4 separate regions of the Homo sapiens genome follow, and regions 1, 2 and 4 are each linked to region 3. Evidence: read pairs that join two places in POLR2A ChIA-PET (ENCODE). Cell type or tissue: HepG2. All regions are shown on one strand. Each heading gives the region's core, and the rest is flanking DNA. Links, peaks and the distances in the headings are about the cores only. Region 1 holds the start of CBX4 (chromobox 4). Region 2 overlaps TBC1D16 (TBC1 domain family member 16). Region 3 overlaps TBC1D16 (TBC1 domain family member 16). Region 4 overlaps TBC1D16 (TBC1 domain family member 16).

Region 1 (7,240 bases), core at 1-4,000, 92 kb before region 3:
CCTGCCTTGAGGGTGGGTGGCCCTGCCCTGCCAAACAGCCCAGTGGGGTCCGGGGCGGGGGGCAACCCAGCACCCTATGGAATCTACTCCTGACCAAGCTTAAATTCCCTGGGGTGTGCGGGTGCAGCTTTTAAGGCCATGTCAACTTTCCTCCAGCCGCCAACAGGTTAAGTTCAGTTCCATGACGTCCGGGCGGTTTCACAATGCCAGCTCCCTCAGAGCTGCACCGCGAGGTGCTGGTGCCAAGCGGCCAGTGGCTGCAGGACAGCAACACCTAGGCTCCGGGGGTGGGGCTCCCAGGTTGCAACAGGAGGGGCCCCTGGGGAACCAGGCACAGCCCCAAGTTCTCCGGGCAGCTGCATGGCCACCCACACACACCCTTCCCAAACTTCCCCCAAAACCCAAGCCTGGCCTTCCCTGGCCTTGCCCCGCCCCCACCCCAAGCTGCAGCAACCGCCAAGGACGCTGGTTAGAGGAGCTGGGGCCGCAGCGTGCCCATCCAGGCCGGTTGGGGAGGGGGCTCCCACCAGCCCCCTCCACGCCCCTTTCCTATTGCTGCGTCGCCCACTTTGCCATTCCCATATACGGTCACGGGTGGCAGGCGGTGGCTGCGTGGGGGACGCTCACCTGTTCTGGAAGGCGATCAGCAGCCTGGGGTCCAGGATGTTCTCCTCCGGTTCCCACGTGTTATATCTTGCAAGGGAAAAGGGAGGGGGACACGGTGTAAAAAAAAAAAAAAAAGCCACCTTTGCCGCGGCCTCCAGGTGGGGAGTGACATAAGGCCCTACTCTGTCTTTATGAACATTTAGCCGTGGATGTGGAAGGTAGATTTCCGCAGGCCTGACGTAGTCCCTGATACACAGCCCCCCCCTCAAATAAACACGCAAGGGCAGGAAGAAAGGGGAGGGGTAAGGAAAATGAAACTAGCAGTTTATTTTGCAGTTGTCAAGAATTTTAAGCATGTTACTGCGACATGTTCCAAAGCCACTTTGCTCACCAGGAACCCTGCGTGCAAAGCAGCCGAAATGCAAAGTCGCAGTCCCCCTCCTCTCCCCAGCCCCGAGTCCCCGCGAGGGCTTCAGCCGTTCTCCATTTGACCCCTAATCCGATAGCCAACAGCCAAGCGTCCCCCCCACACCCCCTCGTGGCCCAGGAGCCCGCTGTCACGGGCGAGCAAACCCCAAATACTCAGCAACACAAAAATATGCCTCCGTGTGTGTGTGTGAGTGTGCGTGTGCCTGCGCGTCTATCTCCATCCGGTGCCTTCGCATTTCAAATTAAAGAAAAAAAATTCTCCACCAAAAGCGCCGCAGTGACAGTTCCCAACATTTTCTGCCTTTCTTCTTCCCCTCCCTGCACCACTAGGAGGGAGAAGGCACACAATTGCATTTTCGTCGCTTTTTAATTTTTTTTTTTTGGTTTTGCAATATGGAGCCGTTCGGTGGAGGGAAAGGGGAAAGGAGCCATTTTCTGCTGCACATCAGTCAGTGCCTGCGCCCTCCCTCCCTCCGCCGGCCTCCCCGGCTCGGCCCCGCGTCTCTCCAGCTCCTCCGGCTCCTTTTAGTGCATAAATTAGTGATGGCATTTCCCGGAGAGCGGAGCACAACACAGGGCGCCGGGCTCGGGCTCGGCGGCTCGGCTTCCCCAGTGCCTGCCACCGACTTCCCCACCCCCTCCTCCCTCCACCCCACCTCCACCCCGCCTCCCGTCCGCTCCCCCCACCCCCCCAGCAGCTCGGCGGGTCCGCGGCCCCGAGCCCCGCGCCTCGGCCCCCGGGCCCCCGCCCTCCGCCGCGACTTACTTGGGCGACCAGCCTCTCCATTTCACCAGATACTCCACTCTGCCCTGGGGGGAAGAGACAGCACTCCATCAGCTTCCGCGGGATCCCCGGCCCGGCCCGCAGCCTCCCCACCCCCTCCCCGCCTCCTCGCGGGCCGCTCCGGCCGCCGCTCGCCGCCCCCGCGCCGCCCTACCTTGCGGATCCGCTTCTTCTCGATGCTCTCCACCGCGAAGACGTGCTCGCCAACAGCTGGCAGCTCCATGGCCGAGCCGGAGCGCGCCGGGGCGCTGGCGGCCGGCGCGGCTGCAGACGCTGCTAGCTCCCGCCGGCGCCCAGCTGCCGCCCCGGCCGAAGCGCCCCCGCCGCCGCCGCCGCTCGCCCCGCACAGCCCGGCCGGCCCGCCGCTGCCCGCGCCCGCCCCGGCTCCCGGCTCGCGCTCGCTCAGACAACTGAGCCCGGGCCGCGGCTGCACAAGAACTCATGCAAATCCCGGACGTCAGCGGGCGGGGCCTCGCCGGGCCCAGCTCGGCGTCAGGGGGCGGGCCGCGGCGCGGATTGGCGCAGCCGGGCCTACCGGAGGCCCCGGGCCTGGGCGGCGGGGGGAGGAGGAAAGGGCGCGGGTGGGGGACGCGGAGGGGAGGGCGCCGGGGAGGTGCAGGGGGAGGGATCGGCGAGCCTGGGAGAGGGAGGCTGCAGAGAGGGAGCGGGACCGGGAAGGAGAGGTGTGTCCGCCGGGGCGGAGGCGGGCGGAGAGCTTGACAGCCCGGAAGGGTCTCGGCGGCGACCCCTCGCCCACATCCCGGTGCCCGGGCCTCCCCCTCGCGGCACGTTCTCAGTGTTCACGGCCCCGGGACCCCTGCTGGGGGCCACGGAAGCATCCGCCGCCGCTCCCAGTTGCACCGAATTGCGTCACCAGCGCCCCGGGACGCGCGGGCCCCGCCGGCAGGGGGCGGAATGGGGCAGGGGCAGCTCGCGCCCCACTGCGGGCCCCGCCTCGCCTCCAGGCTCCGGGCATTTTGGAGCGCGAGGAGGGAAAGGGACAGGGCGGAGAGAAGGCCGAGGACTGGGTGCCAAGGAGAGATTGAAGAACGCACGAGGAAGGGGACCGAGGAGCAGCCAATCCCGGGGCCCTGGCGCCCAAGAACCTCGGCAGAAAGGGCTCCAAATCCGATCCCACCCCGATCCTCAATGGCTCCGAATTTACACTTGGTCCTCTTATTGACGGGGCGAGATGTCCTGTTTCTAGCAGCCTCCAGAGCCAAGCTAGGCGAGAGGCGTAGGAGGCAGAGAGAGCGGGCGCGGGAGGCCAGGGTCCGCCTGGGGGCCTGAGGGGACTTCGTGGGGTCCCGGGAGTGGCCTAGAAACAGGGAGCTGGGAGGGCCGGGAAGAGCTTGAGGCTGAGCGGGGGACGAACGGGCAGCGCAAAGGGGAGATGAACGGAATGGCCGAGGAGCCACGCATTCGCCTTGTGTCCGCGGACCCTTGTTCCCGACAGGCGACCAAGCCAAGGCCCTCCGGACTGACGCGGCCTGAGCAGCAGCGAGTGTGAAGTTTGGCACCTCCGGCGGCGAGACGGCGCGTTCTGGCGCGCGGCTCCTGCGTCCGGCTGGTGGAGCTGCTGCGCCCTATGCGGCCTGCCGAGGGCGCCGCCGAGGGCCCGCGAGCTCCGTGGGGTCGGGGTGGGGGGACCCGGGAGCGGACAGCGCGGCCCGAGGGGCAGGGGCAGGGGCGCGCCTGGCCTGGGGTGTGTCTGGGCCCCGGCTCCGGGCTCTTGAAGGACCGCGAGCAGGAGGCTTGCGCAATCCCTTGGCTGAGCGTCCACGGAGAAAGAAAAAGAGCAAAAGCAGAGCGAGAGTGGAGCGAGGGATGGGGGCGGGCAAAGAGCCATCCGGGTCTCCACCACCGCCCTGACACGCGACCCGGCTGTCTGTTGGGGACCGCACGGGGGCTCGGGCGAGCAGGGGAGGGAGGAGCCTGCGCGGGGCTCGTGTTCGCCCAGGAATCCCGGAGAAGCTCGAAGACGGTCTGGTGTTGAACGCACACGTGGACTCCATTTCATTACCACCTTGCAGCTCTTGCGCCACGGAGGCTGCTGCTGCCCGGCGGCTGCTACCCACCGAGACCCACGTGGCCCCTCCCCAGGGGTGTAGGGGTGACGGTTGTCTTCTGGTGACAGCAGAGGTGTTGGGTTTGCGACTGATCTCTAACGAGCTTGAGGCGCAAACCTAGGATTCCCTGAGTGTTGGGGTGCGGCGGGGGGGCAAGCAAGGTGGGACGACGCCTGCCTGGTTTCCCTGACTAGTTGCGGGGGGTGGGGGCCGGCTCTCAGGGGCCACCAGAAGCTGGGTGGGTGTACAGGAAAATATTTTTCTCCTGCCGTGTTTGGCTTTTTCCTGGCATTTTTGCCCAGGGCGAAGAACTGTCGCGCGGGGCAGCTCCACCGCGGAGGGAGAGGGGTCGCGAGGCTGGCGCGGGAAGCGCTGTAGGTGGCAGTCATCCGTCCACGCCGCACAGGCCGTCTGCGCCGTCGGACCATCGGGAGGTCTGCAGCAACTTTGTCCCGGCCAGTCCCCTTGTCCGGGAAGGGGCTGAGCTTCCCGACACTCTACCCTCCCCCTCTTGAAAATCCCCTGGAAAATCTGTTTGCAATGGGTGTTTCCGCGGCGTCCAGGTCTGGGCTGCCGGGGGAGGCCGAGCGGCTGCTGCAGCCTCCCTGCTGCCAGGGGCGTCGGACTCCGCTTCGCTCACTACGCCCAGGCCCCTCAGGGGCCCACGCTCAGGACTTCGGGGCCACACAGCAGGACCCGGTGCCCCGACGACGAGTTTGCGCAGGACCCGGGCTGGGCCAGCCGCGGAGCTGGGGAGGAAGGGGCGGGGGTCGGTGCAGCGGATCTTTTCTGTTGCTGCCTGTGCGGCGGCAGGAAGCGTCTTGAGGCTCCCCAAGACTACCTGAGGGGCCGCCCAAGCACTTCAGAAGCCCAAGGAGCCCCCGGCCACCCCCGCTCCTGGCCTTTTTGCCAACGACTTTGAAAGTGAAATGCACAAGCACCAGCAATTGACTTCCCTTCCGTGGTTATTTATTTTGTCTTTGTGGATGGTGGGCAGATGGGGAGAGAGGCCCCTACCTAACCTCGGTGGCTGGTCCCTAGACCACCCCTGCCAGCCGGTGTGGGGAGGAGCTCAGGTCCGCGGGAGAGCGAATGGGCGCCAGGAGGTGGGACAGAATCCTGGGAAGGTACAGCGGACGCCCTGGAAGCTCCCCTGATGCCCCAGAGGGCCCTTCCTGGGAAACCTCCCGGGGGGGTGCCCCATACCATCCCACCCGGCTGTCTTGGCCCCTCCCAGGGAGCCGCAGGAGAAACTAGCCCTACACCTGGGATTCCCAGAGCCTTCTGCTGGGGCTCCTGCCCCCGACTTCGGATAACCAGCTCCGCACAGGTCCCCGAGAAGGGCCGCTGGCCTGCTTATTTGATACTGCCCCCTCCCAGACAGGGGCTGGTCGAGCCCCTGGTTCTGCTGCCAGACTGAAGCCTTCCAGACGCCACCTCGGTTTGGGCCCCCAGGGCCCTCAGGGGCCCCAGGAGAGGAGAGCTGCTATCTAGCTCAGCCACAGGCTCGCTCCTGGTGGGGGCCAGGCTGAAGGAGTGGACCCTGGAGAGGTCGGGAACCTTTTAACAGCCGTGGGCTGGAGGGTGGCTACTAAGTGTTCGGTCTGGGAAGAGGCATGACCCGCACCATCCCGGGGAAATAAACGACTTCTTAAGGGAATCTTCTCGCTGAGCGGGTGCTCTGGGCCAGGAGATTGCCACCGCCAGCCCACGGAACCCAGATTTGGGCTCTGCCTTGAGCGGGCCGCCTGTGGCTTCCCGGGTCGCTCCCCCGACTCAGAAAGCTCTCAAGTTGGTATCGTTTTCCCGGCCCTCGGAGGTGGATTGCAGATCACCGAGAGGGGATTTACCAGTAACCACTACAGAATCTACCCGGGCTTTAACAAGCGCTCATTTCTCTCCCTTGTCCTTAGAAAAACTTCGCGCTGGCGTTGATCATATCGTACTTGTAGCGGCAGCTTAGGGGCAGCGGAACTGGTGGGGTTGTGCGTGCAGGGGGAGGCTGTGAGGGAGCCCTGCACTCCGCCCCTCCACCCTTCTGGAGGAGTGGCTTTGTTTCTAAGGGTGCCCCCCCAACCCCCGGGTCCCCACTTCAATGTTTCTGCTCTTTGTCCCACCGCCCGTGAAAGCTCGGCTTTCATTTGGTCGGCGAAGCCTCCGACGCCCCCGAGTCCCACCCTAGCGGGCCGCGCGGCACTGCAGCCGGGGGTTCCTGCGGACTGGCCCGACAGGGTGCGCGGACGGGGACGCGGGCCCCGAGCACCGCGACGCCAGGGTCCTTTGGCAGGGCCCAAGCACCCCTCGGGGCCACACCGCCGCCCGCAGGGCCGCGCCTCCGCATTGCGGCACGCTGGGGTCGCAGGCGCCGAAGCGGGACGCGCTGTTTTCTACGACGTCCGTCCCTCCCAACGTCAGGGCAGCCACCTCAGGCCCGCCCGGAGAAGCCCACCCGGCCCCCGGCCCCCACTCAGTCGCGAGGCCCCGCCGGCCTGGAGATCTGCGCCCCCGGGATCCATATTTCAAATATGATCTTTGGAACGGCTTCCACCGCCCGCCGCCGCCGCCGCCGCGCTCACAACGGCCTCGGCGCACTGTGTTTTTATTTGGGTTTCGTTTGCTCAAGGTCGCCCCGCGGCTCTCCCGTGCCCCTGAGGTTCACCCCTTCACGCCAGCCCCTGCGTTTTCCTCTCGGGTGTCCCCGTCGCGCCCCCAAACCCAGCGGGGCCCACTCGCAGGGCAGATTTCTTTCTTCCTTTTTCCAACCAAGAGCTGCTGCAGCAAGGCAGGGAATGAAATAAAAATCGCTAGGCGGACCCCGAAGTGGTCGTCAGCCGAAGCGCAACTGCCCCCCTCCAACTCGCTCCCCTGCGCCCCTCCCCCTCGGCTACTCCCCTCCCAGCTCCCAGCCTCGCGGCGCGCCGAGGGTTAAGCGCGCGCGCGAGGTGGGGGTATTTGGCTTGGGAGGGGGGCGAGAAAAGGGGGCGCCGAGCGCCGCTGGCGGAGAAGCTGGGCTCGCTCTAGTTCCCTCTCCCCAACCCCGGAGCCGAGGGGCGGCCCGATCGGAAGGGCCCGGCGCGTCTCCGCCTCCCCGGCTGGCCTGCAGCCTGGCCTGGCCGCGGCCCGGAACCGCGAGGACGCTGCTTGGAGGCCGCGTCCTGCGTAGCCCGAGAGGGGGAGGGGGGCGGAGGCTCCGGAGCCGCGGCCGCGCGTCGCCCGCCAGCCGATCGATCCCCAAAGGCGGGAGCGCGGTGAACCCCGCCGGACACCTGGGGGGTCCCGATGCCTCTGCAGGACTGAGGGGCGAACGGAGAGGGGCTCAGGGATCCTGTGGCCGTGGGATGGCGGCCGGCAG
Region 2 (7,330 bases), core at 124-4,123, 62 kb after region 3:
GTACAAGCCTGTCCCGGCCGTGGCCACCGGCTGGCTTGTGTGCTCCGCCTGCCGGGAAGCGCTTTCCCCCTCGTGGACCCTACAAAGACGCCTCTCTGCAGGCTCCCCTCATGCTGCGGGCACACAATGCGTCCTTTCACCCGGGGTGGGTCTGGCGGAGGCGGCCCCTCCCCGGGGTGCCCCCCGCTGGGCCCCTGACCCCACACTCCGCTGCTGTTCTTGGCCTGCGTAGACCCGTCCCTTTCAACCGCTGTCAGGAAACTGTGTGGACGAGGAATCCCTGCTGGTCGCGCCCGAGACCATCTCTCTGCGTCTCCTAGAAGGGGAAACCGTGACCCACATCAAACTGTGGCCGTTGGAAAGGTGAACACACGGAGCCTGGGGCCGGTGGGGCCAGGGGGTGGGGTATCCTTGCACCCGATGTCACTTGACACCCGTCCCGGCAGCCCGCCAGGCTCGGAGAGAGACCGTAGCTACCAAAAATAATCCTCCCAGTGTTTAAATATTTACAGAAGCAAGACAGATCCTGATGCCTTTACAATCTACTGGAGTCTGCCCTAACCGCCAGTCCGAGGCTCCCAGGAGAGGCCACAGCGACCACCCACCCGGTTTTCGGGGTCCCAGGTCGCCTCTCCTCTCCCTGTCCCTGCCTGATATATATCGCAGGGCTCCTCCTCCGGTGACCACATATCTGCCACTAGCCCTCTCCCTCCTTCCAGAACATTCCCACTTCCAACTCTGCTCTCACATCACCCCAGCCCCAGCACCTACCTTGAGACAGCTCTTTCTGCTCCAGAGCCCCTCGGGGAAAGCCTGCTTTCTCTGCAGAGCCTGCACCTCATTTTGGGAACCAGTGAACAAAATGTAACAAGAGGCATTTGTCCATGTAACCCCATTGTCCATGTAACCCCTGGGGCTGGTCTCGACCCCACTCCCCTCCTGGGGACACAAGGGTGAGACGGTACAGTACCAGGCCAACACCAGTCCCAGCGGATGGCACAGAGATGGGCACTGCTCTCAGGGCCTGTCCAGATGCTACTTCTCATGACAGTCTATGGGGTGGGGAGCACTAGCGCCAGCCCCATTGTGCAGAGGGGAAACTGAGGCAATGAGGGTAATAACCCACCAGCACACAGCCAGGCAGAGCTGGGATGTGGCCAAGGACTTGGCTCCAGGCTCCCACACTTAAAGATCATCTCTGTCACCACCTGGGGGTAATAAGGTCAGGGATATGCCCCAGGCCGCCTGCTTCCACCAGCCAGTCCCTTTCAAAGGGCGGAGGTTTCCAGAAGTGTGGCTGAGTGTCTGTCTGTTCTTGATGGTCAGGGAACCTTACTTTCAGGTCCCCAAAGCAGATTCCCTGAGGCCAGGAGGCACTTAGGTGGACGGGCACCAGGAGCCCTGTGTCCTCTGCCTTGCAGGTGTTTAGGGAACATTGTTCAGACTGGAAGGAAGAGCCACGTGAAAATGCCCTTTCTGTTTACTCTGCTGGGAAGGATATGAAGCCAAACAGAACCAGCTACGGGAGTCTTTCGACCGCAAGACAAAAGGTCCTTTGCCCCCACTACCTGCAACTTTCAGGGAAGATTTCATCAGGTGCTGGGTTACATTGCAACAGCCAGGCGTGGTTCCCCAGAGGTACGGTGTGAGCTCCCCAACTCACCGGGAGACAGGCGCTGCCACATCACTGCCTCTGGGAGCCCGTGACCTCATGCTCAGAGCTCTCAGAAGCTCACGTGGCCTGTGAGGCCCCTGCCAGGGCTGTTGATGCAAGAGCTGGGGCTCGGGAGCCTCCCAAGGGCAGCTCTGTGTATTCAGAGCAGCTCAGCCCCTCGAGAGCACCAGGAGCCCCCAGCCCCCATGCAACCACCGGCCGGGGTTGCGTCAAGGCCTCCCGGAGCAGCTGTCAATGGTTTCTGAGCTGCGGTGGAAAAGGCTGACAAGTTTCATTTCCCTGACCTTGGACAGCCCTCCTGATGCAGGGAGCGCCCATCCCTGGGGAGCACTGCCTCTCCAGGAGCCTGAACTTCCTTCTTTTTGGTTCAGGAGGTTTGAGGCACTTATTTCCTCCCTGTCCTGACAGTTTTACTAGAAAGGTCAGCTTTTTAAAGAGCTGTCAGTCCTTCGGAAGACAGTCAATAACAGCATGGTTTAAGACGGCCCACCAGATGCACTGGCTCCGCCCCCATCTCTTTAGAATCCAGCTCCCTTGGGGGACATACCTGGCTGGTGACTTCTAGAATCCCAGCTCAGGGCCGGGGGGGTGCCAGGGCTGTGAACCCCCGACAAGAGGCAATGAAACCCCCTCCTCCTAGAGGCTGCCCAACCATCAAGGACAAAGGAAGAGGGAGTCCATGAAGAAGGGCTGGCCAGAGAATATTTTGTTTTGTTTTGTTTTGTTTATTTTTTTATTGAGACGAAGTCTCACTCTTGTCCCCCAGGCTGGAGTGCAATGGCGTGATCACAGCTCACTGCAACCTCTGCCTCCTGGGTTCAAGCAATTCTCCTGTCTCAGCCTCCCAAGTAGCTGGGATTACAGGTGTCTGCCACCACGCCCGGCTAATTTTTGTATTTTTAATAGAGACAGGGTTTCACCATGTTGGCCAGGCTTGTCTTGAACTCCTGACCTCAGGTGATCCACCAGCCTCGGCATCCCAAAGTGCTGGGATTACAGGCGTGAGCCATTGCGCCCGGCCGAGAATGTTTTTTCAAAAAAGCAGGTCGCCAATCTGTGTAGACTCGTGCTGGCCAAGGCAGTGACCCCAAGCCACATGTGGCATCACACTTGAGACGTGGTCTAGGTGTAAAGTACACGCGAAATTCCCAGGACTTGGTAAACAGAGAGAATGTAAAACACTTCCCATCGGCGGCCGTGTATACTGATCCCACATTGGAATGATACTATTTTGAACAAGCTGGGTAATTTACAAAAATTTTCACCTTTTTGTTTGTTTTCTTTTTGTTTTTTGACTTGTAAAAATGTAGCTATGGCCGGGCACCGTGGCTCATAGCCTGTAATCCCAGCACATTGGGAGGCCAAGGCAGGCGGATCACCTGAGGTCAGGAGTTCAAGACCAGCCTGGCCAACATGGTGAAACCCCATCTCTACTAAAAATACAAAAATTAGCTGAGTGTGGTGAGGCACTCCTGTAATTCCAGCTACTCCGGAGGCTGAGGTAGGAGAATTGCTTGAACCCAGGAGGCGGAGGTTGCAGTGAGCTGAGATCGCACCACGGCACTCCAGTTTGGGTGACAAACTGAGACTCCGTTTCAAAAAAAAAAAATTGTACCTATAAGACCCACACAAATATGCCCAACTGATATTGGACAAAAGAGCAAAGCGTCTCAATGAAGGAAGAGCAGCCTCTTCAACAAACGACGCGGGAGTCATTGCACATCCATAGGCAATAAATAAATAAATAAACCTCGACCCCGTAAAACTTTTAGGAAAATAACAGGAGAAAACCTTCAGGATCGGCCGGGCGCGGTGGCTCACGCCTGTAATCCCAGCACTTTGGGAGGCTGAGGTGGGCAGATCACGAGGTCAGGAGATCAAGATCATCCTGGCTAACACAGTGAAACCCCGTCTCTACTAAAAATACAAAAAATTAGCCGGGCGTGGTGGTGGGCGCCTGTAGTCCCAGCTACTCGGGAGGCTGAGGCAGGAGAATGGCGTGAATCTGGGAGGCGGAGTTTGCAGTGAGCCGAGATCGCGCCCCTGCACTCCAACCTGGGCGACAGAGCGAAACTCTGTCTCAAAAACAAAAAAAAAGAAAAAAACTTTCAGGATCTAGGACTAGGTCAGGAGTTCTTGAGCTTGACATGAAAAGTATGATTCATAAAAGGCACAACTCATAACCTGGACTTCATCAACATTAAAGTCTTTTGCTTTGTGCAAGATCCTGTTAAGAGGATGAAAAAAAGAACTACAGACTGGGAGAAATATTTGCAATCCTCATATCTAGCAAAGGACTAGTTTCTAGAGTGTATAATCAACTCTCAAAACTCAGTAGTCAACAAACAAAAAATGGATTAGACGATGTCTCTTTGTCTCTTTGGGTATCTGTCTTCATTGCAGTGAATCGTTTGTATACATTGTTTTATTACAGTCACAAAAGAAATCATGTATTAACAGGAATAAAAAAGCAGGTTGTTACCTGTCACTAGAACAATATTATCGCTTCTGGTTGCCACAATAAATCATATTATGACTTTTTCCAAAATCCTCCAACCAAAGGTTGTCCCCATAAGCCTTTCGATATATATTATTAAGATATAAGAAGATGCTTAAGAGACAAAGAGATCTTCCGCCAAAGAATCAGATACCTGGATGGCAAATAAACACACAAAACGATATTCGACATCACGAGCCATTAGGGAAATGCTGATTAAAACCACAATGAGATGTCACTACACACCCATCAGGATGCTTAAAAAAAATAATAGTGACAACCTCAAATACTGATGAGGATGTGGAGAAACAAGGCACTCGTAAATTTCTGGTGGGAGTGTAAAACGGCCCAGCCACTCTATGCAACAGTTTAGCAATTGCTTTAAAAACTAAGCACATAGGCCGGGAACGGTGGCTCACGCTTGCAATCCCAGCACTTTGGGAGGCCGAGGCGGGAGGATTGCTTGAGCCCAGGAGTTCGAGACCAGCCTGAGCAACATGGCAAAAACCCTGTCTCTATTTTTACTAGATAAAAAACGTATTTTAAAAAACTAATCACACAATCAATCCACATATGACTCGGCAAGTGCATTTGTGGGAATTTATCCTAGAGAAACGAAAACTTAGGTTCCAACAAAACCCCACACATGAATGTTCCTAGTAGCTTTATTCACAGTCGCCCCTGAATGGGAAGCCATGGTTCATGTCCATCAGTCCGTGAGCGCGTGGACCGTGGGGTGCTGCTACTCAGCAGTAGAAAGGAACAAGTTCTTGACACACAGGACAGCTTGGATAGAGCTTCACAGGATGATGCTGAACCAAAAAAAGTCCATCTCAAAGCTGACATCATGCAGGGTTCCAGTTACGTAAAATTCTTACAGAGGAGTGGTTGCCCTGTGCCAGGGCAGCGTGGAGGAACCCTGCGGTGGGGGAGTGGTTCTGCGTCTAGCTAGTGGTAGTAGTTGCCGGAAGCTACATGTATCCCAGTGGCACAGGATTCTAAACACACAAGCACAGATGGGTGCCTGTAATACCCGTGAGACCTGTGGACTGTACCAACCTCAATTTCCTGGTTTGGAGAGTGTACTATGCTTCTATGCAGGATGTCACCATGGGGGGAAGTGGGTGAAGGGTGTATAGGGCCTCCCGGTACTTTTTTTTTTTTTGCAACTTCCTGTAGTTACTTCGAAATAAAAACTTTTAAACGTGGCTAATGGAAAATTTTAAATCACAGAGGTGGCTCACGTTACATTTCTATTGGGCACTGTTAGCCTAAACCGGGGGATCCACAAACCATGGCCCGAGGGCCAAATTGAGGCTGCCCTCTGCCTCTGTACAGCCCATGAACGAAGACTTTTTTAAATGAATAGACTTTCTTTTTTAGAGCGATTTTAGGTTCACAGAAAAACTGAGCAGAGTACAGCGAGTTTCCCCTCAATGTACACACTTTCCCATACCATTAATGTCTTGCATTTGCGTGGTACATTTGCTGTAACTGATGAGCCAATATTGATACATTATCAGTAATAACTGACGTTCAGGGCTTCTACTAGGTTCACTCTTGGTGTTGTACAGTCTATGGGGTTTCAGAGACACAGTGGCAGGCGTCCATCATTGCAGCCTCACACAGAATAGTGTCACTGCAGCCGGGCGCGGTGGCTCACGCCTGTAATCCCAGCACTGTGGGAGGCCAAGGAGGGTGCATCACCTGAGGTCAGGAGTTCAAGATCAGCCTGGCCAACGTGGTGAAACCCCGTCTCTACTGAAAATACAAAAATTAGCTGGGTGTGGTGGCGGGAGCCTGGAATCCCAGCTACTCAAGAGGCTGAGGCAGGAAAATCGCTTGAACCCAGGAGGTGGAGGTTGCAGTGAGCTAAGATTGTGCCATTGCACTTCAGCTTGGGCACAAAGAGCAAAACTCTGTCTCAAAAAAAAAAAAAAAAAAAAAAGACAAGAAAAGAAAAGGAAAAAGAATAGTGTCGCTGCCTTTGGAATCCAGTATCTGCCCATTTATCTTTTTCTCCTCTTGAGCCCCCAGCAGGTGTTGATCTGTTTACTGTCTTCACAATTTTGCCTTTTCCAGAATGTCCTAGAGCTGGAATCATGCAGCTTGCAGCCTTTTCAGACTGGTGTTTTTTGTTTTTTTTGAGATAGGGTCTCACTCTGTGACCCAGGTTGGAGGGCAGTGGTGCAATCTAAGCTCACTGCAACCTCCGCATTCTGGGCTCAAGCAATCCTCCTGCCTCAGCCCCCCAAGTAGCTGGGACTACATGTGTGAGCCACCATGCCCGGCTAATTTTTGTATTATTATTATAATTTTTTTTTTTTTTTTTTGTAGAGACAAGGTTTCACCATGTTGCCCAGGCTGGTCTCCTGAGCTCAAGTGATCACCCACCTCGGCCTCCCAAAGCGCTGGGATTACAGGTGTGAGCCACCGCACCCGGCCCAGATTGGCTTCTTCCACGTAGCAATGTACATTTCAGCATCCTCCACATCTGCTCAAGGCTTGACAGCTCATTTCCTTTTATCCATAAACAATATTCCCTTGCAGGGAAGCGCCACCGTTCGCACATCCACCCACCACCACAGGGTATCCTGACTGCTTCCACCGCGCCCGTATGAATGAAGTGGTTACAAACACCTGCGTGCAGGTTTCATGTGAAGGATGGTTTTGAACATTTTTAAATGTTGAAAAAAATCCAGAGGAGAATATTTCACAACACATGAAAATTATATGAAATTCCACTTTCAGTATCCTTAATAAAACGTGAATGGGGCTGGGCGCGGTGGCTCACGCCTGTAACCCCAGCACTCTGGGAGGCCGAGGCGGGGGGATTACCTGAGGTCAGGAATTTGAGACCAGCCCGGCCAACACGGCGAAACCCCATCTCTAGTAAAAATACAAAAATTAGCCGTGTGTGGTGGTGGGCACCTGTAGTCCCAGCTACTCGGGAGGCTGAGGCAGGAGAATTGCTTTAACTCAGGAGGTGGAGGTTGCAGTGAGCCAAGATCACACCACTGCACTCCAGCCTGGGCGAGAGAGTGAGACACTGTCTCAAAAAAAAAAAAAATTAATGGAACACAGCCATGCCAATTAACATACATTGTGTGGTGGCTTCCATGCTACAAGGGCAGAATTGAAAAGCTGCAGCCAAAACC
Region 3 (7,330 bases), core at 1,218-5,217:
GCTCCTACCCATCCACAGGGACAAGAACAAGTATCCCCTTCCCCAGCCTGCTCCCTCTTAAAAAAAAATCCTCTTCCTATTTAGTATGCAACAGGTGCTCAATGTGTGCTCCTACCGTTCTCCAGGAAAGGAGGGAGCTAAGCAGGACACAGCCCAGAGCTCAGCACTCCCCTAGCCTCCCACCCTCACCTCCCAAGGCAAGGGCCAAACCCAACGGTCTGGCTGGGGACCCCCACCAGCCTCCCCCACCATGGATGGAGGTGGCACGTCTTGAGGCCCAGAGGGGGCAGACATGACGTCCAAGGCTACACAGTGAGTCTAGACCACATGGCCTGCTCCTCACGCCCTGGAGAAAGAAAAGGCAGCCCAAAGCAGGGAGGGTCATGCCCCACCTGGAGTGGGCCTTGATGACCTTGACGTCCCCTTCCCACCTTGAAATATTTAACAATTCTTCCGGAGTTTCCCCAAGGAGGCCTATTCACACAGGCGGGCCATCTGATGATCTGCCCCTGGGGGGTTTCTCCTGCAGCCACCTGGGAGGGGCGTGGCACTGGACAGGGAGGTCCCTTTACCCCACACAAGAAGGAAGAGCCGAGTAACCCACCCTGACGGGCAGTCCCTCCACTGGGAGCTGGGGCCAGGGTCTGGGCGAGGGGCTGGAGTCAGACTGTGGGAGCACGGAGCCCAGGATCTGAGCCTGCCCGCAGGCTGCCTGTCTTCTGGTCTCTCTCCTCCTGCTCCAGCTTGGCCGAGCCAAGCTGCCGAAGGCCAAAGAGCAGCATGAACTCCTAAGAGTGACCCAAATAAACCTTCTTTTCAAGAAAAACAGGCCCTGCAAGCCTGTGGGTCCCCATGACAAGGGATCCATCAGGCAGACAGACTGCACTTCGGTTCGGTTGGTGAGGACTCTGTCCCACTCCGCCAGCAGCTCCCAGCCTGCTGGGCCCTGGCCCTGGTGGTCACCGCTGTGGCTTCCTGCACCCCCGCCCCGTAGAGAGCTGCAGGGAGCCCGGGGTGCTGCTGCTCTTCTGAGGCGGGAGGGTCTCCTGCCTTTGCTCAGGTTTTATAGAGAGAGGGTGGGCTGGACAGGGACAGACAGGGGCTGGCGGCTGAGGGTGAGGGTGGAGGGAGTGGTGCGGTGTCCCGGCTACAGGCGGGCTCTAGGGCTGGGCTGGGTGAGGGCTTGGGCAGGGTGGGTGGAAGGCTCAGAGGGGCCTGGGGCCAGGGCCCGGTGGGTCCTTCGCTGCCCTGGTTGGGGTGGGGTGGGTCACTGCAGGGAATTACAGCAAGTGGGAGGCTCCAGGAGGTGGGGAGTTTCCTCCGACTTTTGGGACTCTGAGGCTCGGCCTCCTCTTGCACGTTCTCCAGCCTCCTCGTCACCGCCACCAGGTTACTACCTTTACCCGACGCACACCTGACGTGGCTGGATGACTGGGCCCGGGGGCTGCTGCCCCTTCTCGCACCCCGCCCCTCCCCTCCCCTCCCCTCTCCTCTCCCCTCCCCTCCCCTCCCCTCCCCTCTCCTCTCCTCCCCTCCCCTCTCCTCTCCTCCCCTCCCCTCCTCTCCCCTCCTCTCCCCTCCTCTCTTCTCCTCTCCTCTCCTTCTGTGCCCGTCTCCAGCCCTCTCCCGTTCTGCGCGCCCCTCCTTCCCCGACTTGGGCAGAACCGCACGCAGCGGCTCGGAGGCCAGGCGTGTGCCGGGCGGGATCGCGCGCCCGCTGGGGTGAAATCAAAAGAAAAGCAACAAAGCCCCTTCCGCGGAAAATGGGGTGGATGTGAGCGGCGCCGGCCTCTTCCTGCTGGAATGGGAATTAGCGGCGAGGATTATTTTGAGGACGCGAGGTCCCTTTGTGCCCAAATGCGCCTCCTCCTGCCCGGCTCGGTGGGGTTCGCGGCGCACGGACCCCGCCCCCAAGGCCTCAGGTGGGCCGGGGGCTCCGGGAGGCCTCCGCCGCCCTCCGTCCCAGGAGAGCAGTTCCCGGTGAGAAGCCCGGGCTCTGCAGACACCCCACAGCAGTTCTGCGTCTCGGAAAACGCGGCGCCTTCATCAGGACCGCACGAAGGAGGGGGTGGGGAGGCGGGTCCAGCCTCGCGAGGAGCCGGCCGGGGTCTGGGGGGCCGTGGCAGAGGGGAGTCCCGCTTTCTGTCTAAGCCTCCCTGTGCCAAGTAGGCCCGAACCCCACCTTTGGAACCTGCTTTCTAGAAAGGACAGCACCCCAGGGGGCCCGTGCCGTGGGCATGGCAGCCTCTCAGGTCGTGGGGAGGGGAGGGGACACTTTGGGGAAGCCACAGGGGGTCTCTAGGTATCTCTGGGATGCTTTCTGGTGGGGTGTTTCCTCTAATCAAAACCATCGTGGGCCAGATTCTGGGGAGCTGGCAGCCCCCCCACACAAACAGACCTTGGTGTCCTGGATCAGCTTCAGGTACCTGATGGGGTGAGAGGATCGGTGCAGAGGCTCAGAGGCCAGGCCAGTTTGGTGACCCATCAGCTGAATTTCAGACTCCGGGTCCCCAGCCCCTTCAGAGACACTGGGACCGCTTTGGGGCTGCCCTGAAGGCTCCAGAGGGTGGAGGGGAAGGGCATGGTGCTTTTGCTAACACTCTCACGTCCCCTGGGAGCAGGTGGGTGGCCACCCTGAGGCCACTGCACGGGGGAAGGGACAGAGAGAGGTGGGGTGGGGGAGGCGGAGGGGAAGCTGCAACCAGCTCCCGTGGGGCAGGGGGTCGGCGGGGGTTTGTCCCTGCTGTGGGCACCTGGAGCGACACCTGTGGGGGCAGCTCCTCATCTGACCTGCACTAACACTAATCTTTAGTCAGCTCCAGGGACTCACCCACCCTGAAAGACCCCATCCTCAACCCTATCAATAGCTCTAGTTGCATTTCCGGCAAAATCTGCAAGAGCTCGGTTCTTTGTCTAACCCTCCAGGGAAACAAACAGTTCACCTCCCCTGGAATGTCCTCATCCCCTTCCCGGGGTCCCAACACCCTCCCCAGCCCCCACCCTACTCCATCTCAGGCTGGCTGCCTCTGACCCTAAAAGTCCAATTCTGTTTGTCTGCCGGGTTGGGGCACTCATCTGTGGCCCAGCCAGGCAGAAAGACAGAGAACCGGGGGAAACTCCCGTCTACATGAATCATGGGGCAGAACCTGGGGATTTATCCAACAACCAAGAGGGCGCCTGGACTTTGAAGAAAGGCAGCACTTGCCCAGAGGAGACTGTTTCAGGAGCTAGACCCCACCCTGCTCTTGGGGTGGGTGGTGGCATTTCCCAGGGGGCACCTGGGCTCTTGCCTAGTGGTCTGGGGTCCCTGGTACTTTATTTCTAAAGTTGTCCACATCAGCAGGAGGTGAGTGGAATAGACAGTGGAGGCCAGGTACCTGGAAACTGCTCCAGGGGCTGTGGTGGGAGGGTGACCCAGGTGCCACCCACCTGAGATGTGGTCATGGTTGGTTTTGTCTGAGCTGGTTGTTTGCTTGCAGAGAGGGAACCCAAAGGTCACACCAGAAAGCAGGCTTCCAGTGCAGTGAAGGCGAGGGCTGGAAAGCCGCACCCACCCCCGCACCCACCCCTGCACTTGTGTAGTCCTCACGTGTCCTCTACATCCTGGGCCAGAGGGAGAGGCCCCTTCAGCAGCGGCTCTCCCAACAAAGAGGAAGGCCCCCACCAAGAGCACGCACTCAGAACCCCAGAGTTCTAGGAGGCAGAATGGATGGCACCAAGAGGTCAGCGGTCTAGAGTGGGTCTCCCAGAGCCCGCCCCGTGGCAGCACCTCATGTGACCACTGGCGCCTTTGCCCAGGTTCTCCACACTGGAAAAGTGGAGAATGGCTAGATGGTGCCCCCTCCAATAATCCACAAACCTGGGTGACACTTATTATCCTTCAGTCTTTATTTTAAATAAGGCCCCTGTCCTTTACCCTCCCAAAGTACTTTTAGACATTTTCCTTCTGCCCAGAATCCTCTGCCCGGTCCCCTGTAGCTAGTGTCCAGACACTGGTCACAGACCTCCACTGAGCCCAGTTAGAGCGCTGACCTCCCATCTCAGGACTTCTTGGCCCTTGCCCATTGCCATACTCTACTGTCAGATTTTAAAACTGCTAGACCATGTGCCAATTCACATTGACTTGTAGCCACTAGGACCCTGTGTCTTTTTCTATTGTGCTTGTTCATGGCCAGGAATCAACGAACTTTGGACAGACAATCAGTAGACTTTGGGTGTGGCCTTGGTGAAGGCTTCCCACTTTGGTGACTTGCATGTGCCCCTCTTTGTTGAGGGGGTTTTGAAGCAGCTTCTGCGTCATTGGGAGCTGGCTGCTGCGCCCAGCCTGAGGCCCTGGACCCCTTTTGCACCATCCTAATTTCAACATCCAGATGTCAATTCAGAAAATTATTATATCATTCTAATGACTCAAAACATAAAATCCCCTCTTTTGTCTCATGTTGAAGAGCTGATGACATCGGACCTATCAGGTCAGACTTATTTTCCTAGTCAGAGACTGAATGGCATATTTTCAAAGCACTTCGTCTAAATTGCATGGCACACACCCCAGGAGCCCAAAGATCTGGTTGTTCTCTTGAGATGCAGAGAGGAGGCCCACAGGTGGCGGAGGGGTGAAGGAGGAGGAGCCACCACTTCCGAAGCATCAGAATGTCAAAATCTAAGTTTTCCACGAGGTCAGCAGCAGGTGTCTCCTGGTCTGGAGAGGGCATGGAAGTGGCCACAGGTCTGGACTTCTCTGGGTGGATGTGAGGGAGGGTGATTGAACTGGAGGAGGGGGCTGGCTTGAGACCTTCCTGTTCTATGTTGGGGGGGATACTGAGGGTCCGTCTCACTGGGACGAAGAGGGGGCACAGATGCAGGTATGCCCAGGTACCTGAGTCCCAGCCAAAGCGGCAAAGCCAGACCTCCCGGGATTCCTTGAGTTTGGACAAAGGGTGTCCCGACGACGATAAAGAGCCAGGAGCAGAGAGCCCTGCATCTTGCCTGGGGCCCCTTGTATCTCTGGCTCATGGCCTGTCCTGGGCACGGGGAGGAAGGGAGACACCCGTAATAATAACAGAGACCGCACTGGACTATGGGGGATCACAATGGGTTTCAGTTTGATTGAGAGAAAATAAGGTAAGGGACACGTGCTCGCCTGAGTCTCTGGAGTAAGAGTCACGCCTTGGAGAAGGAGGGCAGCCAAAGGCCACGCAGAAATTGGGGGTTCAAGGTTTGCCCAGCCGGCCCCAAAGGTGTGGGGGTCCACATGGCCTCACCCAGGGGCCAGTGGGGTGGCTTTGCTCATTTGAGGGTGTGCAGGGTACATATGTGTCTGCCCCGGGAATCCAAGTAGCCCCAGTGCGCTCCTGCCTTGCTTCCCTAGAGCGAGCCCACGGTACCATAGTCCTCGTGGGATGAATGCATGAATGATGTGGAAGGAGCCAGAACAGGGCTGCAGACAGGATGCTCTCTCATAGAAGGACCCCAGAGAACTTCCCCTCTGGAGCCTGTGCGGCTGGTTGAGTGTAAACGCTGAGTCATGCTCGCTGCCCAGCTGTGTGGCAAGGGCACTCCCTAGGCACTGAGCAGCCACCGCCAGCCCTGAGGGCTGCGGGACAACAGAGAGCCGGGCCTGCCCGAGGCACGGCCCCTGAAAAGTGTGGCCCGCCAGGTGGCACCTATGTTCTCTTGCCCGGCGTGGGTGACTACACAGTTGTCATTTACGGGGGAAGTAGGGCACAGCAGAGGTGAACATGAGGATGATGCTGCGTCTGGGCTGTATCCAGGGAACCAGCTGCCGGACAAATTGGAAGGGACCTTCTTGGCAGGACAGGTCCAGTTGGTGGCCTGAGGTGGGGTTGTGGTGGGCCTTGTCCCCCTGCAGGGCTGACCCGTGCAGGTGGGATCATCCTTCCTGAGGAGCTGCCCTGCCCAGTCCCGTTGCCTTGGAGGCGGTGACATCAGGGGCCCCTGAGCCACCAGGTTCCTCCATCTTCATGTGGCCACCACGGCTGTTGCAGAGTCCACGGTAAGAGCCAGGACGTGGCTTCCAGGCAGGATGGGGAAGCACCTCCCACTCCCACATGGACAAAGATTTCTTTAAACGGAGCCACCAGCCATGCCTGGTAGTGGGTGCCCTCCCTAGGCAGGCAGTGCTGGCTCTGCTCTTTCCTGGGGGAAGCCCACTGCTCCTCCTGGGGCCTAGTCCGTGGGACCTGCCCAGCCAGCCTTGGGAGGGGCACCCCTGGGCATGTGGAGAGGAGGTGATGAGGCGCTCAGATGTCGAGGCCAAGGCCAGGTAGGTGGCAGGTGAGACAGGCCCTTCAGACATGAGACCCGAGTGATGTAGATAAGAGGTATGTTCCCCTCCAGCCCCCGCCCCCAGGCAAAAGGGGAAAAGACACACAGAGAACAACAGAAAACAGTTGGAAACCCCAAAGGGCGCTTGATGAAGAGCTGGAGCTCCCCGCCCCCCGTGCTCCGGGAGGACCAGGAGACCTGCTCCATGGGCCAAACCGCCTTTGCCCATCCCTCCCCTGACCCCTGCTGCACGGTTCCAAGGGCTTGGTAGGGCAGCCTGAATTTTCCCTAACTCCCACTCCTAGGAAGGTCAAATTCACCTTGTTTGCCTCCTTAAAAATTCACAAATGCAGGACTGAGGCTTTTCCTGAAACCAGAGCCCCGGCAGCCAAGGCTCAATAAAATACTGTTTGTGTTTCCAGGCACTGGGGTGGGAGCGAGGCTCCCAGTTGCTCAGAGTTAACCGGCCCTTTCCCGAGTGAGACCCCGCGAGCACTCGTCAATTCTCCCATCACCCTCCATCGCCGCCTGCTGGGGGGGCCTGAGGTCCGGAGCTGCTCTTCCTCCTGGCAGCCCAGCCTGCAGGCCTAGTGCTGTCCAACCACAGCCCAGAGGGCAAGGCCTCCCAAAGTGGGCGCTTGCTGAGCCCCTGGCCAGCCTCCCAGGACCCTCAGTCCCCACAGCCCCCATCCAGCTCTCTTTTACACCTTCCCCTCCCCCATCTCAGAACATGGGAGAAGCCGGGCACACTGGCGTCTGCAGGCTGCCCTTGGGCTGCCACGGGGCCCTGTTTGCCCAGCACAGAGCCTGCCGTGCTTTGACCCAGCAAGTCCCACCGCACCTTCCAGAGGCACTGTACAGCGTGCATCTGTTGTCAGTACAGTTTTATTTGCTGTGGAATCCATGAGAGCCGGAAGCATCGTTGGGGCCGTGGCTAGCAGAGCTCATGGTGACCAGTCCTGGGCCTGACCAATGGGTGATTACATTTAAAAACCAAAACAAAACAAAACAAAATACCAAGAACAGATCACTTGCCATGGACATCAGT
Region 4 (7,330 bases), core at 2,930-6,929, 57 kb after region 3:
GTGCCGCCCACGGCATTCCGGAAGGTGGTTCCTTCTGGAGACCGGGGCACGGAACGACCAGACTGGGGAGGAAGGAGTGGAGCACTGGCCTCCTAGGAAGCTCTAGTTCAGACACAGGGGGCGCTGGGTCACGGGGTTCATTTATGATTGTGTTTCATGGTTTACATGCTACAAATATTCTTTGGCATGTATCAAATATGACAAAATTTAAAAAAAATTTAAATTTATTTAGAGACAGGGTCATGCTCTGTCACCCATGCTGGAGTGCAGGGGTATGATCTCGGCTTACTGCAGCCTTGATCTCCCAGGCTTAAGGGATCCTCCCTCCTCAGCCTCCCTGAGTAGCTGGGACTACAGGCAGGCACCACAGCACCTGACTATTTATTTTGTATTTTTTACAGAGATGGCGGGGTGGGGGGGCGGGGGTCTCATTTGTTGCCCAGGCTGACCTTGAACTCCCAGACTCAAGCCCATCCTCTTGCCTCAGCCTCCCAAGTAGCTGGGACCACAGGCATCTGCCAGCACGCCCAGCCAATTTTTCAATACTTTTTTGTAAAGATGGGATCTCACAATGTTGCCCAGGCCTGAAGTGATGCTCCCACCTCAGTCTCCCAAAGCACTGGGATTACAGGTGTGAACCACTGTGCCTGGCCTAAAATCAAAAAAAATTTTAAACCAAGAAAGTGAATTTTATATACAGCCTGCCTGTCTACAACTCTGTAAAATAACTTAGGCATCGGAAGCAAAAATAAAAAATAAAAGTAAACACAAGGCTGAAGGAAATACACCAAAAAGTTAACGGTGGTGAGCTGGGTATGGTGGGGCTTCACACCCTTCTTTTGTCTTTTCCCTATCTCCCAGAATTTCCTTAGGAGCAGGTGCTACTTTTATAATTAAAAAGAAAGAAAGAGAGAGAGAGAAAGAAAGAAAAAGAAAGAAAGAGAAAGAAAAGAGGGAGGGAGGGAGTGAAGGAAGGAAGGAAGGAAGGAAGGAAGGAAGGAAGGAAAGGAGACAAACAAAAGCCCTCCAAAACATGGAAAACAGTAAAGGCAAAAAAAAAAAAAACAGTTAAAAAGAGCAAAAACCACCCTCCCCAAAACAAAAATAGCCCCAAGCAATCCCTCCATAGGATCAACAGGGAACTAAGACAAGCAGGTGAAAAGACCACACTGAAGTCAGACCTCAGATCATAACAGAAACAAAAAGCAGGTCCTAAGGCCTCCCTCTGGCTCCCCCCCACCCACCCCACCATCCTCCAGCTTCGGACACAGCCCTGCGATGGAGCTGGGGCTATGTTTTGGGGGCTGCGTTTTGGTGGTGACACAGCATTTCCCAGGGCTGCTGTAATGAAGGACCACAGACCAGAAGCTTGAAAACAACAGAAATGTATTGTCTGGCAGTTCTGGAGGTCAAAGTCAAGGTGCTAGTCGGGCCGCGCCCCCTCTGAAGGCTCCAGGCAAGAGTCTTTCCTGCCTCTTCCAGCTGGAGGTGCTCGTCCTGGATCCTGGAAGCCCCCAAGCCTGCAGCAGCATCACTCCCATCTCTGCCTCCATCTCCCTGCCCCTCCTGTGTCTGTGTGTCCGTCCGTGTCTTTTAAAGACATCCGTTGGATTTAGGGCCACCCTAATCCAGGAAGACCTCAACTGGATCCTTCCCTTGATCCCATCAGCAAAGACCCTATTTCCAAATAAAGTCACATTCTGAGGTTCTGAGTGGCCATGAATTTGCGGGGAAGGGAGTCACTATCCAGGCCACGGCAGACACAGTTCCCCGAAACTGAAGACGTGTTTACTCACTTTTTTTGGACAGGGAAGCTCGGCTGTGGGTGCGAAGCAGGACTGCCCCCCAAGGCCAGGCAGGTCCTCGAGGAGCATCTCCCAGTCCAGTCTCAGCGGGCACTGGCCTGGCACTCACGCTCGGGGTGGGGGGCATCCCAGGCCCTGAGACTGGTGCTGGGTCCAAGGGTCCCCATCCGGTGGCAGCCATTCCGCATTGATCTCCATTTGCTTTTCAAACATGCAATTCTCATAAACTGTGCTAAATGCCATTTAGTAGCTAATTAACTTTCTGTGTGAAGACCTCTCTAATTGCGCACACTCCCCCCTCGGCTGGGTCCTCGGGGATGCCCAGCTGTCCTAGAGTATTTGTTCTGCTGGCTCCCACCTCGCAGCCACAACTTCAATGCCCACAACAAACTGCCAATCAAGGCTGTGGAGGTCAAAGGGGACCAAATCAGGGGCCCTCTGCTACTACCAAACTCTCCCGGCAAAGCTTAATTTAAATAAGAAAGCAGAAAGGTTATGAAAAACCATTTTTCCCAACGAAACTCTTCTGCCAGGCGGCATAAGGGGCGCGGCCCTCCGCTCTTCAGAACGGCTGGTGTCTGCTTTGAAAGGTCCTGACTAGAATCTGTTTATATTTTGACTGCACTGGCATCTGCCATCCCTCAAACGGAGAGATAATCAGGAAATAAAAGCTTTTGATTAGCAGCTGCATGAATCACTGCAGTGCCAATTTCCTCGTGGTCCCAAAGTGCGGGAGGGAGGGCAGGAGGCGGCAAGCATGGGTGCTGGGTCCACCTCACCCACTTGGGGCAAAGCCATCTCTCACTTTATTCACTGGTCTTGGACTTGGGGCCCCAGGTCTATATCCCAAGGCCACGTTCGCTTCATAAACGCAAGGTGATCTCTGAGCACCTCTTAGACAGAAGTCTGGGCAGACGCAAATGTGCAGCGTTTCAAAGCAAAGCTCAAGAGTGGATTCCTCAGTGCAGTATCGTCAGCGTTGCAGTGGTGGGTAAGAGGCCCCGGGATTATTTTTGGAGGGCCCCTCCCTGCAGAGCAACCACGTGAGGACTCCCTACCCCAGGACCTTCCACCAGAAAAGGCCAAAGAGAGACCACACGTGCCGCCCCCTGCCGAAGCCTGGCCTTTGAAGGATGAACGGCAAGGGGTATGTCTGCCCTGACAGAGTGACCAGTACCCGCAGCACCCGAGTTCTTTGCCTCTTATTAAAGGGCAGAGCCACCATGGTGGGTGAACGGGCTTCCTCTCGGAAACCAACATCCTGGTTGGGTTTTCCCTTCCAAGGAAGGCTCTACACACCCGGCCCTCCTCAGAGCCTCAGCCCGCAGCGGGAGATGACACCTCCGATCAGGTCCACGGGAAGATGGGGGTGAACGAGAAGCCTGAGGCCGGGCCGGTGGGAGGGCGTGATGCATGGGAGGAGCTGGACTGCGGTCAGCCGTCCCCTCGCGCCCTCCGGTCTCTGCTGCTGTGTTTACTTGGCTCCCTTCCCGGGATGGCCTTGTAGCAAATCCATCTGGGATATGTTTTGTTTCCACAGAGGGACCCTGAATTTTGAGGTGGGGCCACAGAACCTCCCTTGAGAGCCAGAAGAGATCAGGGCCAGGATGGGTCACGGGCTGTGCCCAGTGTCGCTGCCCAAGGCAGAACTGGCTGCCCACCAGGGGCAGGAGACTGGATGGTCTTTCCAGGCCCTCATCCCAAACTCAAGCACTGGAGAAAATTGTTCCAGAGCGTCTCGGTCTGGGTGGGAGCGGGGAATAAGCATTTCTTTAAGGAATTTTTTTTTTACTTTTTTTTCAGACTGGGTCTTGCTCTGTCACCCAGGCTGGAGTGCTGTGGTGACATCACAGCTCACTGCAACCTCCGCTTCCACCTCTTGGGCTCAAGCGATCCTCCCACTTCAGCCTCCCGAGTAGCTGGGACCACAGGTGCACGCCATCACGCCCAGCTAAATTTTTTATTTTTTATAGAGATGGGGTCTCGCTATGTTGTCCAGGCTGATCTTGAACTCCTGGGCTCAAGCGCTCCTCCTGCCTCGGCCTCCCAAAGTGCTAGGATTACAGGCATGAGTCATCATGCCTGACCTATTTTTAAACCAGAATAAGCAGGTACAGAAGTTTGCCTGGTGACCAGGAGTCATGACTCTTTCCGAATGAAGGTGGGGATGGGGGTAGGGAATGTCCCCATGAAGGTAGCCCCTGGCTGGGCATTTTCCACTCCCAGCCACAGCCTCCCTCTGCGGGCAGAACCCTGGGTGCTGCAGGGAGCTGGTTCTCAGGGAAAAGGGAATTAAGTCAGTACTGGGAGATTTGGGTTCCACAGAGTTTAGGGGCTCCTACAAACAGCGGCTTACGGGCTGGTGAGGAATTTCCCATCCTGAAGCTTTTAAAGCAGACAAACACATGAGTGCTGGGTGGGGGCGGGGTGCTGGGAGATGCAGAGGCTCAGAAAAACCCTCCGAGGCTCTCGGATTTTACGCCTGCATGAGATTTCGAGGGAAGAATCCTAAATGTGGGGAAATGAGGTTGCCCAGCAATTCTGAATGTGGTTTAAAAAAAAAATTAGGTGGGGGAGAATGAGACGATATTCAATATTTCCTTCTGATTCAAACGAAATACTTCTAAGTTCTTCTCTGTGAAAGCGTGTGTGTGTTTAGAAGGGAGAGGGGGATGATAGCACGTCCTGCCAGAAGCCGTTTTATTTACTAGTTTGGATGCTTCCCCTGACGCCTACCTGGGAGGTGCTTGCCTGGCCACCAGCCAGGGCCGTGGCTCCTCGGCAAGTGGGCGTCCGCCGAGCCTTTGATGCACTCTCCAAAGTCACAGAGCAAAACAACACGCTGAACAAACACCACCACCCTGAAAAGTCACCAGCCCATGGGCCTCTCCCTGGCTCCAGCTGTGGCTGATTTACCCAAACTGAAACATTTTCCTTTTGTCGACTGTAGAGAGCTATGAGTCAGGTCCAAGCTCCACTGGGCGTATGCCCAAGGGGCAGAGGGGGCAGCAACCGGACGGAAGCTGCCCAATCATAAGACCATGGCTGAAAGTCAAACGCGCCCAGAGTCCACAGTCGACCACCTCCCGCTCGGCAAGCCAGGGTCCTGGTGAACGCACGTGCCTGCGTTCTGTACCAAACAGTTGTCAACACACACCAGCAACTTAACAAATCAACTCCAACAAAGGGGAAAAAATTAACATTAAGGGCAAAAAGACTTTTTCTGGAGGGTCCTATGCACCAGATGTTGGCTCTTTAATTGGCAGTCAACCTCAAAGCAAAACTTAGAAGGCCCCTGCTTGTTTTATCAGTTAGAGCCACAGAAAATCAAAGTCCAATCCCGCTAAGCATGGTGCTGTGTAGCCCGGCCAGCCCCGTGGAAGTCCTCAGCCTGGTCCCGTCTTCTGGGCTCTGCTGGGCTGGACGGTGCCACCCTCCCCAACCCGCACCTGCCCGCCGGCCCCAGGCCCTCCCTCAGGACCCAGCACCTTCAGTCCTCCTGCCGAGAAGAAGCCTTTCATCAGTAAAAGAGAAAACGGCTTCTCCAAAGGAAGTTTCTTAACTTGAAAAAACACCATGATTAGGGAAACTCCTCCATCGTCCAAGATACAAACACAAACTCCCAAACACCTGTCAATCCTTCTCAGGGCTCCACATGGCCCAAAGGACACCCCAAATGTGGAGGACCACTCAAGACCCTCAAATGCAGCACCGTGTGCCCCCTGAACAGGGATCCCCACATTCGATGAAAACAAAATTGGCCAGCGCAGGAACTTTTGCCCATGACTTAAGCACAGCAAAGTCCCCAAAGCCAGAATCCCTCCCAGGACCTGCCCGACGGGTTTTATCACTGGACGCATCAAAGCCCCTCTCACTGGTGGTTGGTTCAGCAGAGCCCTGGGCCTCGGGCCTGCCCTGCTCTGACAGCTCCCACACTGTGGCCTTGATCGGGCCCTTTTCCACTCTGTGCCTGCTTTGAGTAACAGGCTCCCACAAAAACACTGTGCTGGGGTATTTCCAGGATGAAAAGCCACGGTTCGCTTTGCCTGCCATGGACAGAGTCATAAATACGAGTTGTCGTTGCCTCTTCCCAACAGTCTGGCATGGCAAACTGGCCTTGTGGAGTTCGGAATTGTTCTAGATACTGCTCATGTATTCTCCAGCAGCTCTAGCTGGTTCTGCCCAGATACCTGGCAATGCCAAAGGCCGAGAGGCCAAGACACTACAACCTTTGTTCAAATACACGAACATCCTCAAATACACGAATGTCCTCTCTGCACAAGCAGAGCAGCCTCAGCATCGGCCCTCGCAAGTCCCACCAGAGAACGGTATTGAAAAGATGACTGGGGTCAAGGGGTGCGGAGAGGGACCCACTGTACCCTCATGGCCACTCTAGCGCCAGCCCTTCTGTAATGACCCCCTCTGGATTCCCAAAAGTCAGCCGAGGGGTCCCCACCCTCCTGGGGTGGCTGGGGTGTTGCTGCCCACCCCCAGGGGCAGGCCTGTGTGCAGCATCCATGCCCAGAAACCTGCGCTCAGATTTCCCAGTTCCCAGAAGACAACAGGGAGAGTCTATTTTTCTAAGCTCACTAGGTAAAGTGTTACTTCCTGATCTAATCTTGCCAGGCTCTGGAAGCTTCCGTCAAGGTTTTCCCACACTCCATGTCAGGTCTCTGACATGAACCAGCTTTCAGAGTCTAACGACTAGATTTGACTTTCAGCTGCTCGGACGGAGGCTTCAACTCAGCCTGAACTAGCCGCGTGGACAGCAGCCGTAGCCCTCACAAGGCGTGTGCGGTGACGGGTCTCGGGCGCCCAGCCAGCGAGGGGCCGGCTCCAGGTGGTGGGAGCCCACGCCCCCGGCCAGCACTCTGGCCACAGCGCAGCACCTGCCCCATGAGAGCCTCCTGTTGCAGCCCGGGCAGAGGTGAGCCTGGGCAGCCACCTCCCACGTGATTTCCCAATGCTTGAAGTTCACGACCAATTGCTGGGGTGGGGACAACCTACACAGGCTTACAGACCTAATCCAAGAAGGCAGTTCTCAAAAGGATGGGAAAACGTGCACCAGTCTCACAGTCCCAGTCACCTTAAAAGGTCTTAACTGATTTTTCCTTCTCTCTGTTTATTGTGGTAAAATGTCCATAACATAAAATTCACCACCTTAACCGTTTTCAACGTCGAGCCCAGTGGCATTATACCATTCCTATTTTTGTGCAACCATGACACCACCCATCTCCAGAACTCTCCTTCTTCCCAAACTGAAGCTTTGTCTCCATGAAACACCAGCTCCCCAACGTCCCCTCCCTCAGCCCCTGGCACCCCAATCTTTCCCTCTCTGAGCCTGACAACTCCAGGGGTCGCACACAAGTGGAATCACACAGATTTGGCCCCTTATGTCTGGCTCATTTCACTCGGCGTAACGTCCTCAACTCATCCGTGTTGCGGCGCGTGTCAGAATTGCCTTCCCAAGGCTGAACGTTCCGCTGGGTGTGTGTGGAACATGTGTGTGAACACACCGCGTTTCT

What was found. ChIA-PET counts read pairs that join two places held together with the same protein. Peaks named below come from ENCODE experiments on the same cell type or tissue, not always from the same donor. Only the 100,000 strongest peaks of a DNase experiment are listed, where the experiment ranks them.
Region 1: POLR2A ChIA-PET joins it to region 3 with 23 read pairs; 14 of 35 experiments call an interaction of 5 or more read pairs at or near these places.
Region 2: POLR2A ChIA-PET joins it to region 3 with 21 read pairs; 9 of 35 experiments call an interaction of 5 or more read pairs at or near these places.
Region 4: POLR2A ChIA-PET joins it to region 3 with 39 read pairs; 10 of 35 experiments call an interaction of 5 or more read pairs at or near these places.

Annotation. Positions count from the first base shown.
Region 1 is chr17:79,837,210-79,844,449 of GRCh38, forward strand. CBX4 (chromobox 4) reads right to left here and starts at 2,231. Exons shown (of 5, transcript NM_003655.3): 1 at 1,974-2,231; 2 at 1,802-1,845; 3 at 628-693. The coding sequence starts at 2,042. RefSeq lists silencers at 1-20, 61-355, 71-150, 2,118-2,827 and enhancers at 341-390, 423-1,246, 1,247-2,068, 3,713-4,536, 4,537-5,358. In HepG2, for the core only: CTCF peaks have their summits at 246 and 2,719 (motif pointing right); DNase peaks (open chromatin) are centred at 222, 1,523 and 2,342; H3K4me3 peaks cover 2,591 bases.
Region 2 is chr17:79,992,028-79,999,357 of GRCh38, forward strand. The region is part of intron 3 of TBC1D16 (TBC1 domain family member 16); the gene reads right to left. Among named protein-coding and RNA genes, the nearest start is that of TBC1D16, 40 kb to the right of the region's middle. RefSeq lists enhancers at 870-2,069, 1,049-1,920 and a silencer at 1,604-1,796. In HepG2, for the core only: no CTCF peak of the experiment used is centred there; DNase peaks (open chromatin) are centred at 454 and 1,754; H3K4me3 peaks cover 1,976 bases.
Region 3 is chr17:79,928,479-79,935,808 of GRCh38, forward strand. It overlaps TBC1D16 (TBC1 domain family member 16), which reads right to left. Exons shown (of 12, transcript NM_019020.4): 12 at 3,865-7,330. Among named protein-coding and RNA genes, the nearest start is that of LINC01979, 5.4 kb to the left of the region's middle. RefSeq lists an enhancer at 3,034-3,253. In HepG2, for the core only: no CTCF peak of the experiment used is centred there; DNase peaks (open chromatin) are centred at 3,503 and 4,163; H3K4me3 peaks cover 375 bases.
Region 4 is chr17:79,983,654-79,990,983 of GRCh38, forward strand. All of the region lies in intron 3 of TBC1D16 (TBC1 domain family member 16), which reads right to left. Among named protein-coding and RNA genes, the nearest start is that of TBC1D16, 49 kb to the right of the region's middle. RefSeq lists an enhancer at 4,194-5,065. In HepG2, for the core only: no CTCF peak of the experiment used is centred there; DNase peaks (open chromatin) are centred at 3,308, 3,958, 4,688 and 6,758; H3K4me3 peaks cover 1,516 bases.